3 separate regions of the Homo sapiens genome follow, and all the other regions are linked to region 1. Evidence: chromatin contacts called from ENCODE Hi-C or POLR2A ChIA-PET data. All regions are on one chromosome and are shown on one strand. The core of a region is the stretch at or near the end of the contact, and the rest is flanking DNA. Distances in the headings are between cores, read along the strand shown.

The links. A loop is a pair of places that touch in the nucleus more often than their neighbours do. ChIA-PET counts read pairs that join two places held with the same protein, here RNA polymerase II (POLR2A). Pooled maps may share reads with other maps.
Region 2: a pooled map shows a loop between it and region 1 (13-fold over the local background). The contact joins the promoter of IPO4 here to the promoter of CHD8 in region 1. A Hi-C loop is called at or near these places in 1 of 37 single-sample maps with no recorded cell type and 6 of 50 pooled maps. POLR2A ChIA-PET finds 5 or more read pairs at or near these places in 1 of 52 experiments (activated B cell).
Region 3: a map of CD8-positive, alpha-beta T cell shows a loop between it and region 1 (18-fold over the local background). The contact joins the promoter of NGDN here to the promoter of CHD8 in region 1. A Hi-C loop is called at or near these places in 2 of 168 maps with a recorded cell type or tissue (CD8-positive, alpha-beta T cell and ovary) and 10 of 50 pooled maps. POLR2A ChIA-PET finds 5 or more read pairs at or near these places in 1 of 52 experiments (H1).

What each region holds. Positions count from the first base shown.
Region 1 is chr14:21,454,786-21,457,404 of GRCh38, forward strand. CHD8 (chromodomain helicase DNA binding protein 8) reads right to left here and starts at 1,338. Exons shown (of 38, transcript NM_001170629.2): 1 at 1,247-1,338. It overlaps LOC124903283 (a long non-coding RNA gene), which reads left to right and starts at 1,612. Exons shown (of 2, transcript XR_007064064.1): 1 at 1,612-1,692. RefSeq lists enhancers at 1,081-1,770, 1,635-2,186, 1,801-1,850, 1,861-1,910, 2,187-2,619.
Region 2 is chr14:24,187,530-24,190,148 of GRCh38, forward strand. It overlaps IPO4 (importin 4), which reads right to left and starts at 1,287. Exons shown (of 30, transcript NM_024658.4): 1 at 1,190-1,287; 2 at 1,023-1,109; 3 at 815-894; 4 at 687-728; 5 at 138-267; 6 at 1-50. The coding sequence starts at 1,258. TM9SF1 (transmembrane 9 superfamily member 1) reads right to left here. Exons shown (of 6, transcript NM_006405.7): 6 at 1,620-2,279. The coding sequence ends at 1,886. RefSeq lists silencers at 283-493, 739-858.
Region 3 is chr14:23,468,376-23,470,994 of GRCh38, forward strand. NGDN (neuroguidin) reads left to right here and starts at 1,328. Exons shown (of 11, transcript NM_001042635.2): 1 at 1,328-1,352; 2 at 1,667-1,726; 3 at 2,531-2,602. The coding sequence starts at 1,341. RefSeq lists a silencer at 955-1,004 and an enhancer at 1,091-2,031.

The DNA of each region.
Region 1 (2,619 bases), core at 88-2,587:
GGATAATTCCAAAGTACTTGAAATAAGTTTCTCATATCTTGCTCTATGAGGTTGACTAGAATTTGTTCTGAAACCTATTGGATGACCAATACAAAAGAAATTCCTAAGCAGAAGACACGATCTAATTAACTAACACAGGACACGATTCAAATCACAAACTCACTTTCGATATGTAATGTGCCCCACACCAGATGACTTCAGCATATGCTAACCTAGGCTGAGAATCCTTGACTGAGTCGACAAACTCAGAAAAGCATGGAGATGAAACGATCTGTAGACGCCGCTGTGATGGTAGGATGCAGCAGACACTGATAAGGCAGCTCCCCTGGCTTGTGTTTGGGGCGCTCCGCTGTTTATTCTTTAATAGAAAAAGACAGAGTTCTAAATCTTTGACTTCTGGCTCACTTTGCTTAGCCATACGAAAGAGATGGGTCCACTATATACCTTTTCTGTGAAGACCCTAACCGCTTCAAGACTGTCCCTTAAAAAGCAAGAGGCTGCTGCATTTATACAGCTGCTGCAGGGAAATTCCCTGCGACACTAGAGACAGGTAAATAAACTGCATTCGTTCCAAAGCAGGGGGAAGGGTCTTCTATCAGTGACGAGTTTACATAATGCAACGGAAAACCAGTGAGCTCTGCAGACCTGTCAAGGAGGATGCAAGGCTTGAGCTCCTCTCTTCCCACCATCTCTAAACATTCTCCAACAGCCTGCTCTTCACTGCCAGGAGACCCACAGAACTTACACCTGAGAATGAGTAACAATCTGCTTACGCTTACCCCATGCTTTCCTACCCACCTTTATTATTAAAATACAGAAGAAAAAAAAATAAAAAGAAGTAGAAAACCCTAACCACCTATTTCTGAATCCAAAGTATGGAGTAACCAAACGGGGCCGAGGAGTTTTCCCTTCTCTGAAGAGAGGAGAACAAGGCGCCGCCTCCAATCTACACTACGCCCAGTAATGCAATGACAAGCCCTGAAAACTCCACAGCGTCCCAAGCAGTCCCTCGCGGCTCGGCCCGGCTCGGACCCCGCGGCCCGGCAGCCACCCTCTCCCCCGGCCTCTCACAAAGGAGACTGGTTCAGTCCGGAGCATCACCCCGCACCTGATCCCTCACAACTGGGGGGCGAGCAGGGGGTGGAAGAGAGAGGAGAAGGAGTTACTTAAATCAAATCTCTGAGAGCCTCAGCTTTTGCTGACTCCTGGCCCAGCACTGAGGAGCGGGTGCGAGCGGGAAGCCTACCTGTGCAAGTCCTGGTACTTCCTTTCCAGGCAGCGTTTCAACTCACCCTCTCCGAGAACAAGGCGCCTTCCGGCGGAGCATGGCCAGCCCTCGCCTCAATCTAGCTTGCTAGTAGTCCATTCTCCCTAGGCTCCGCCCCCCTGCGCTCCCATCCGCCAATGGCAGCACCGAAGCCCGGCCTCTTCCAGCGAGCTAGTGTGAGCGCCATCCAGGAAGTCTCTTGAGGGTGGAAGGTCCTAGGAGGATGAGAAGGGTACGTAGGCGACCACAAATATGCCTGATTGAAAATAAAATCTGGCGGCGGCTCGCCTCTGACGACTCAGTTCACAGGCGGCCAGGCCCCTCGGCATCTTTTTTTGACCCCCGCCATTGGGGGCGCTGTGAACTAAAACAACACTTAGTTACCTACTTCTGGGAAGCCATCTTGGCTCGGACTCCGGGACTGGGTGAGAGTGCTTAAAGAATGTGAAGACCCTGTCGGTGTTCTGTCCGACTATCTAGGTCCAGCCCGAACATACTCTGCTGTATACACTTAGGAGGCCCCTCAGTCACGACGTGAAACCCTGGAGTAATGCCGTATGTGGTTACGGGCAACAACCACCACCACCCTCTCACTTAACTGTAGGAGTAAAGCAATTTTAACAAATCAAATAAGCAAAAATTAATTCTTCTAATGAGAGTGAAAGTTGCACTTTCCTAGGGTAATCCTTTATGGACACCTCACTCAAAATATCAGGACATGTATCTATTATAGGTGCTACTAAGCTTTAGGATTCACTGCAAATTTTCCAGTAGGGGCACTGTGAATCAGTTGGAAATCAAGAACAGGACTTAAGGAGGAATTCCTTTTTTTTTTTAAAGGCCTAATTTTTTTTTTTTTTTTTGAGATGGAGTCTCGCTCGGTCACCCAGGCTGGAGTGCAGTGGGGCGATCTCGGCTCACTGCAACCTCTGCCTCCCGGGTTCAAGCAATTCTCCTGTCTCAGCTTCCTGAGTAGCTGAGACTACAGGCTCCCGCCACCACGCCCAGCTAATTTTTGTATTTTTAGTAGAGACGGGGTTTCGCCATGTTGGTCAGGCTGGTTTCGAACTCCAGACCTCAAGTGATCCGCCCACCTCGGCCTCCCAAAGTGCTGGGATTACAGACATGAGCCACCATTCCTGGCCAAGAAATCTTTTTTAAAGTTGTGAGTGAGGGAATCCTTCCAGATTATTAAAGGAATTTCTCAAGGAGTAACATAATTGCATGGTCTTACATGATAGGAGCTCAGAGACATCAAGAAGTCATATGAGTGATAAGACTCGGCCTTAAGCTGGGCGCAGTGGCTCACGCCTGTAATCCCAGCACTTTGGGAGGCTGAGGCGGGTGGATCG
Region 2 (2,619 bases), core at 37-2,536, 2.7 Mb after region 1:
AAGGCCTCGGGCCGGGAGGTCACCACCACACTTAGCAGCAAAAGCCCCATCTGTCCAAGAATAGAGGATGGGAGAGCAAGCTTACAAGGTCTATCCAGCCTCTCAGGCCCTCCCTCCTGCCAACCATGTGATGGTACCTCTCTCTCTGGGCTGTGGGGGCTGTGGGTACTGTGCTGAAGCAGCTGCAAAAGCTGTGGCCAGGCCTCCAAGCCTTCCTTTCGAAAAATGGTGGCTGAGAGCTGGGCCAGGCTGAGGCTCACACAGTGCCTGCAAACAGGAGAGATCTCCTCCAATCACCCTTCAATACCTTCCTCTGCACACAGTGGCCAGGCTCAATGGGGCAGCCAGGACAGAAACTTTCAGGAGGTGTGGGCACAGGGTCTTTGCCAAGTTGGGACACATGAGACAGCAGCTCAGAGGGAGCCCAACAGCACTGTGGGCATGTAATCTGGTAAGTTCAGTCTAACTTAGCCTGAATTTCAGTCTTATTCTTCTGACTTGGGTTTGGCAGATCATCATCACCCTTCCTCAAGAACTTTAGTCTTCAAAACAGCCTTAAAATCCTCACTCCACCTTGCGTCTAGAACTGAAGTCCCTGCCCCACAAGTCCCAGCCTGGAGCCGAAAAGGAAGGCAGAAACCTAGACAAAGTCGTCAAGATCCCGAGAGAAGTGGGTAGGTACTTACTCTGTTTCTCTCTGCAGGGCCGTCAGGATCAGGGACTTGAGGCTGGAACACAGGTGGCAGGTGTTTGGTACCCAGCCTGCCCAAGAAAAGTCTCCGCCTGGCCCCGCCCCACCCCAGGCCCAGCCCACCTCTCCCGTTGCTCCGCCGCCAGCCGTCGCCAGCGGGTGTTCAGTCGTCTGCGGGTCAGCACGGCCGCAAACTGGCGGATCTAGGACGAGGAAGCAAGCACGTGGGGGTCCGGGCAGGAAGGTGCTGAGCGGACCGCAGTGGGCGAATACTGGGGCTTGACCGGTGGCGTACAGTGGGAAGCTCGGAGGGGAGAGTCAGGGGTCTCACCTGGGGGTCGGCCGCCGAGGCTAGCAGGTCGCAGAGAGCCGGCAAAGCGGCGGGGGCCCGAAGAACGATCTGGAGCTGTTCCGTGGCCTGGGGGGAAGCTAGGGGTGAGAGTTGGGCCTTTCCCGCAACCTCCCGCTCGCCCTGGCCCGGTTACGCCTGCTCCGTACCCGACGGATGCGCTCGGTGTCCGGTAGCAGCAGCTCCCGTAGGAGCTGCTCTAGCCCGGCTGACTCCATGGCAGCAACTGAGCCGCCGCTACTGGGCCGAAAAGGGGAGGGGGAGGGACAGCACGTGGAGGTTCTGACACCCACTTCCGGAGGAAAGGGCGTTGCTGCACGCCCCGCGGGTTGCCAAGGTGATTCAATTCGCTTCCCACAAAGAGGTCCGGCTCCTCCACTTCCGTTAGGCTGAGCACCGGCTGAATCGCGGAAACCCGACTCTGGCAATGTAGGTTCCCCACGCCGGGAGTTCCCAAGCTGGGTTGGAGAACTCGAGCTTCGGGCATTCAGTGGCCAGCTCGGCTTTATAAAGGACCGTGCCCTTAACAGCAGGGCTCGAGTTCCTATATCCAGACCAAAACCTCCAACTGCATGAGCCTTTTTCTTAATAAATTTTATTTTGGTAATTGTAAAAAGAAAAATCAGGACCAAAACTAAAGGCAACTTAAAAAGTTCAAATATATAATCCTTATGTGATAGAGATTTATAATTTCCAGGCCCTCTCTGGGGAAGGAATGCCCAAAGGGCAAAAGGGAAGGCAACAATGCCATCACACAATTCAGTCAATCAGAAGAGAAGCTGGTAGGAGAGTTCAACAGGGCATGAAGAAAGGGAGAGAACAGCAATAGTTCTGCCATACAGAACTCAGTCCATCTTGAGGTTAACATAGATATACCGGATGAACTTTAGGGAAGAAAAAAAGGAGATGGTGCCCAGCATGAGGAAGAAGACATAACCAGTGAGTAAGGAGTAGCCGAAGAACTCTACTGTCTGTACTGCCCCAGACATGTTGGAGCGCCGGGCATAATAGAAAACTGAGTAGAGGAAGATGAAGAGGCCGGTGGAGCCAACACTCAGCACAGATCGCCACCACCAGCGGTAATCCTCCCCAGACAACTGGAAGTAGGTGAGTGCAATGGAGATGCAAGCCCCCACACTCAGCAGGATGGCGAAGACAAAGAAGAGGATGCCGTACAAAGTGTACTGCTCCCGACCCCATACTGTGGCAAAGATGTAGTACAGCTCCACAGAGATGGCACTGTGAAGAAAAGAGATGATACACAGCATTAAAGGGCTGTGCACCATCAGCACAGTGGCTGGGCTGAAATCCAGCCCCCACCCTCTCCCATGTTGCTGGGTCATTGTGAAAAGTGAGTTCACTCCACTCTCTGCCCCAGATCTCCTGGCTTCATGGGGATTTTTTGCCTATGATTAGCCGCTCTCACTTCAAGAATATCTTCCCTAATAGATTGAGGGCAGGGATCTTGTCCATTTTATTCCACTTTATTCTTTGCCTGGCACAAAGAGGTATTCAACAAAGTAAATGGGTCATCAAATGGGCTTTAAACCCCACATGATGTCCATAGGCATTAAAGTCA
Region 3 (2,619 bases), core at 78-2,577, 2.0 Mb after region 1:
ATTTATGTAGAAATAGAAACTTTTCATAATACAAATCTTGATAAAACATTACAAAAGCTACTGGATAATTGACTAAGTATGCTGCAACAGCATCCTGAGCTTCCACAGTGGGCCTGAAGCAGCAAATTAAATGTTAGAGGAGTGGGGACTGAACACCCTCCTGCCTTCTTGAATCCAGCAAGATCTAGATACCAGGATTTCCTTACCTCACCTGCCCAGATACAGGTGTTATTCTTAATTCCAAAAGACAGCTTCAAGTCGGTAAGATCTGATTTCTAGACCCAGCTCTGTTGGACGAGTTGTGAACAAAAAATTATACACTATCATTCACCCTTTCGGTGCTTTATTTCCTAAGGCATGGGATGGGAACAATGAGTATCCGTCCAACCTACTTCACCAGCTTGTGAAAAACCAGAGTGAGAGAACACATCTGAAAGCACTGGGTAATGATGAGGCAGGTTATACTGAAACATGCACTGCCAGAGTTTGAACCAAGTTCTGCTGAAGACCTGTGTGACCGCGGTAAGTCATGTAAATATGAACCGTTCCCCAATTTGTAAAACGTATTCTTTTCATGTCCCCAAACTGGTAGGAGCGAAGAGTGTCGGGGCGTTATTGGAGCCGTTTCTCAGCGCTCCACAGTGCACACCAAGAGGGCAGGTGTCCTCGCACTCGGTTTCTAAACTCTGGCTCTGGGCTTCTCTAGCCTCGCTCTCTTATTTACAGATGAAGAAGGCTCAGAGACCGAGTGACTTGTCCACGGTCACACAAGGAGTAGTGTTACAGAATCGATTCCAGGGCCACCGGGTCTGTAAGGCATTTGGCGCGGTGGCCGTTGGATGAGCAGCCAGCAATGGCGGCTCTGCAATGTCGACACCGCAAAGCCAAGCCAAGGCCCATCACCTAGCGGCCGGTTCACGCACTACAAGAAAAGTGCCGTGAAAAAAGACTCTGGGTGCTGCGGCAGACGGGAGCCAATACGCGCTAAGTTCGCTCTGCTAATTCCTTTTTTCTATTGGTCCTTCCAACTGTCAATCAATTATTTGACTGTCTCTTATTGGCTTGCCGTCAATCATTTTACTCAGTCTACCAATCACACGCTCTTTGCCAAGTGCTTTTTTTCGTCCTGACGACTCTTTCTGAGTCTGACGAATTTAGCCAGTTCCTTTATTCCATTGGCCAGATCAGACTCCTCCTCTCGTTTATCCTGTTGGGGGCGGAAGTGAGAAAGCCCTTATTCGTATTGGCTTAGATTTGCAAGCGGCAGTTGTCTATCAAATCTATCAAGTCGCCCTTAGCGCTCAGGAAGTACGACACCGGAAGGGGTGGGCTTTGCGAAGATGGCGGCGCTGGTGAGTTTGGTGTGGTTTCTTCCTCGCGTAGCTATTGTGGAGTTGTCCTTTGCCTTCAGCGGCTGGAGGCAAACTGTTGGTACCAGGGAAGGGTGGTGATGAAAGTTGCTTCAGGGAGGCGGCCTCCCTAGAGTTACCGTTCCTGTCCGGTAACCCAAGGGGCTGGCTTTAAGGCGAGTCTGTGAACCCGAGTGTGAAGGCCCCGAGTCTGGGTGTCTGACGGAGAGAGGGCAGTTTCCCACCCTAGACGTTCCACTTTCCTATAATCCTGAGGAAAGAATGACTTTTCTTTACGCCTCCTCTCCCTTCTGTAGGGGGTGCTGGAGTCCGACCTGCCAAGTGCCGTGACACTTCTGAAAAATCTCCAGGAGCAAGTGAGTAGTGTCGCCTCTGGAATAAATTAGTCACGGATTGGCTTTGAGTTTGTGTACTTCACCTCAAAACTTTGGTGATTGAGATACGTGAATGCTTCCAAAAACCTTAGAGTAAAATGATGTAATCAAAACCTTTTCACGCCAGAATTCTAAGTAATTGATTCTGCACCCAAGGGAATACAAGAAACTCCAAAAAGAAATTATATGAATAGTTTTCCTTTATTCATATAGCTAAGGAAACCAGTGCTTGGAATGGTAACATGACTTGCCCTTTGGGTGCCCAGGTAATACACACTTATATACAGATGCTTCTCGACTTAACGATGGAGGTTATGGCCTGATAAACCCATTGTAATTCGAAAACCTCATAAGTCGAAATTTAGGCTTGATGCCGCTGCCCAGCATCACGAGAAAAGGACGGTTTCTACCGAATGCATATTTCTTTTACACCCTCGTAAAGTGGAAATTAAGTCATAAGTCGGGGAGTTATGTAGTTCTATGCATTGTAAGTTCAACTAGTACAAACAAAATTACAGTGCTTCAGTCACTACTCTCTCAGTCCTTTTCTCCTCCCTGTGGTTCAGTAAAAGATGGTCTCTTCTTTAAGAAGTGGAAAGTTTTTTTTTTTTTAAACTTTTTGAAGAACCATCTCTCCTATGCTTTCCGAGAAGTGAGAAGATAGTACTATACTTTAGACAGTGTTTCAGATAATTTTTAGGTGGCATTGTTTAGCTTTTGCTCTTCACAGTTTGCAGACATAATTTGATATAATCTAATCACTTGTTTTATTTGGGCTAATTTCAGGTGATGGCTGTAACTGCACAAGTGAAATCACTGACACAAAAAGTTCAAGCTGGTGCCTATCCTACAGAAAAGGTAAGATGTACTCAAAC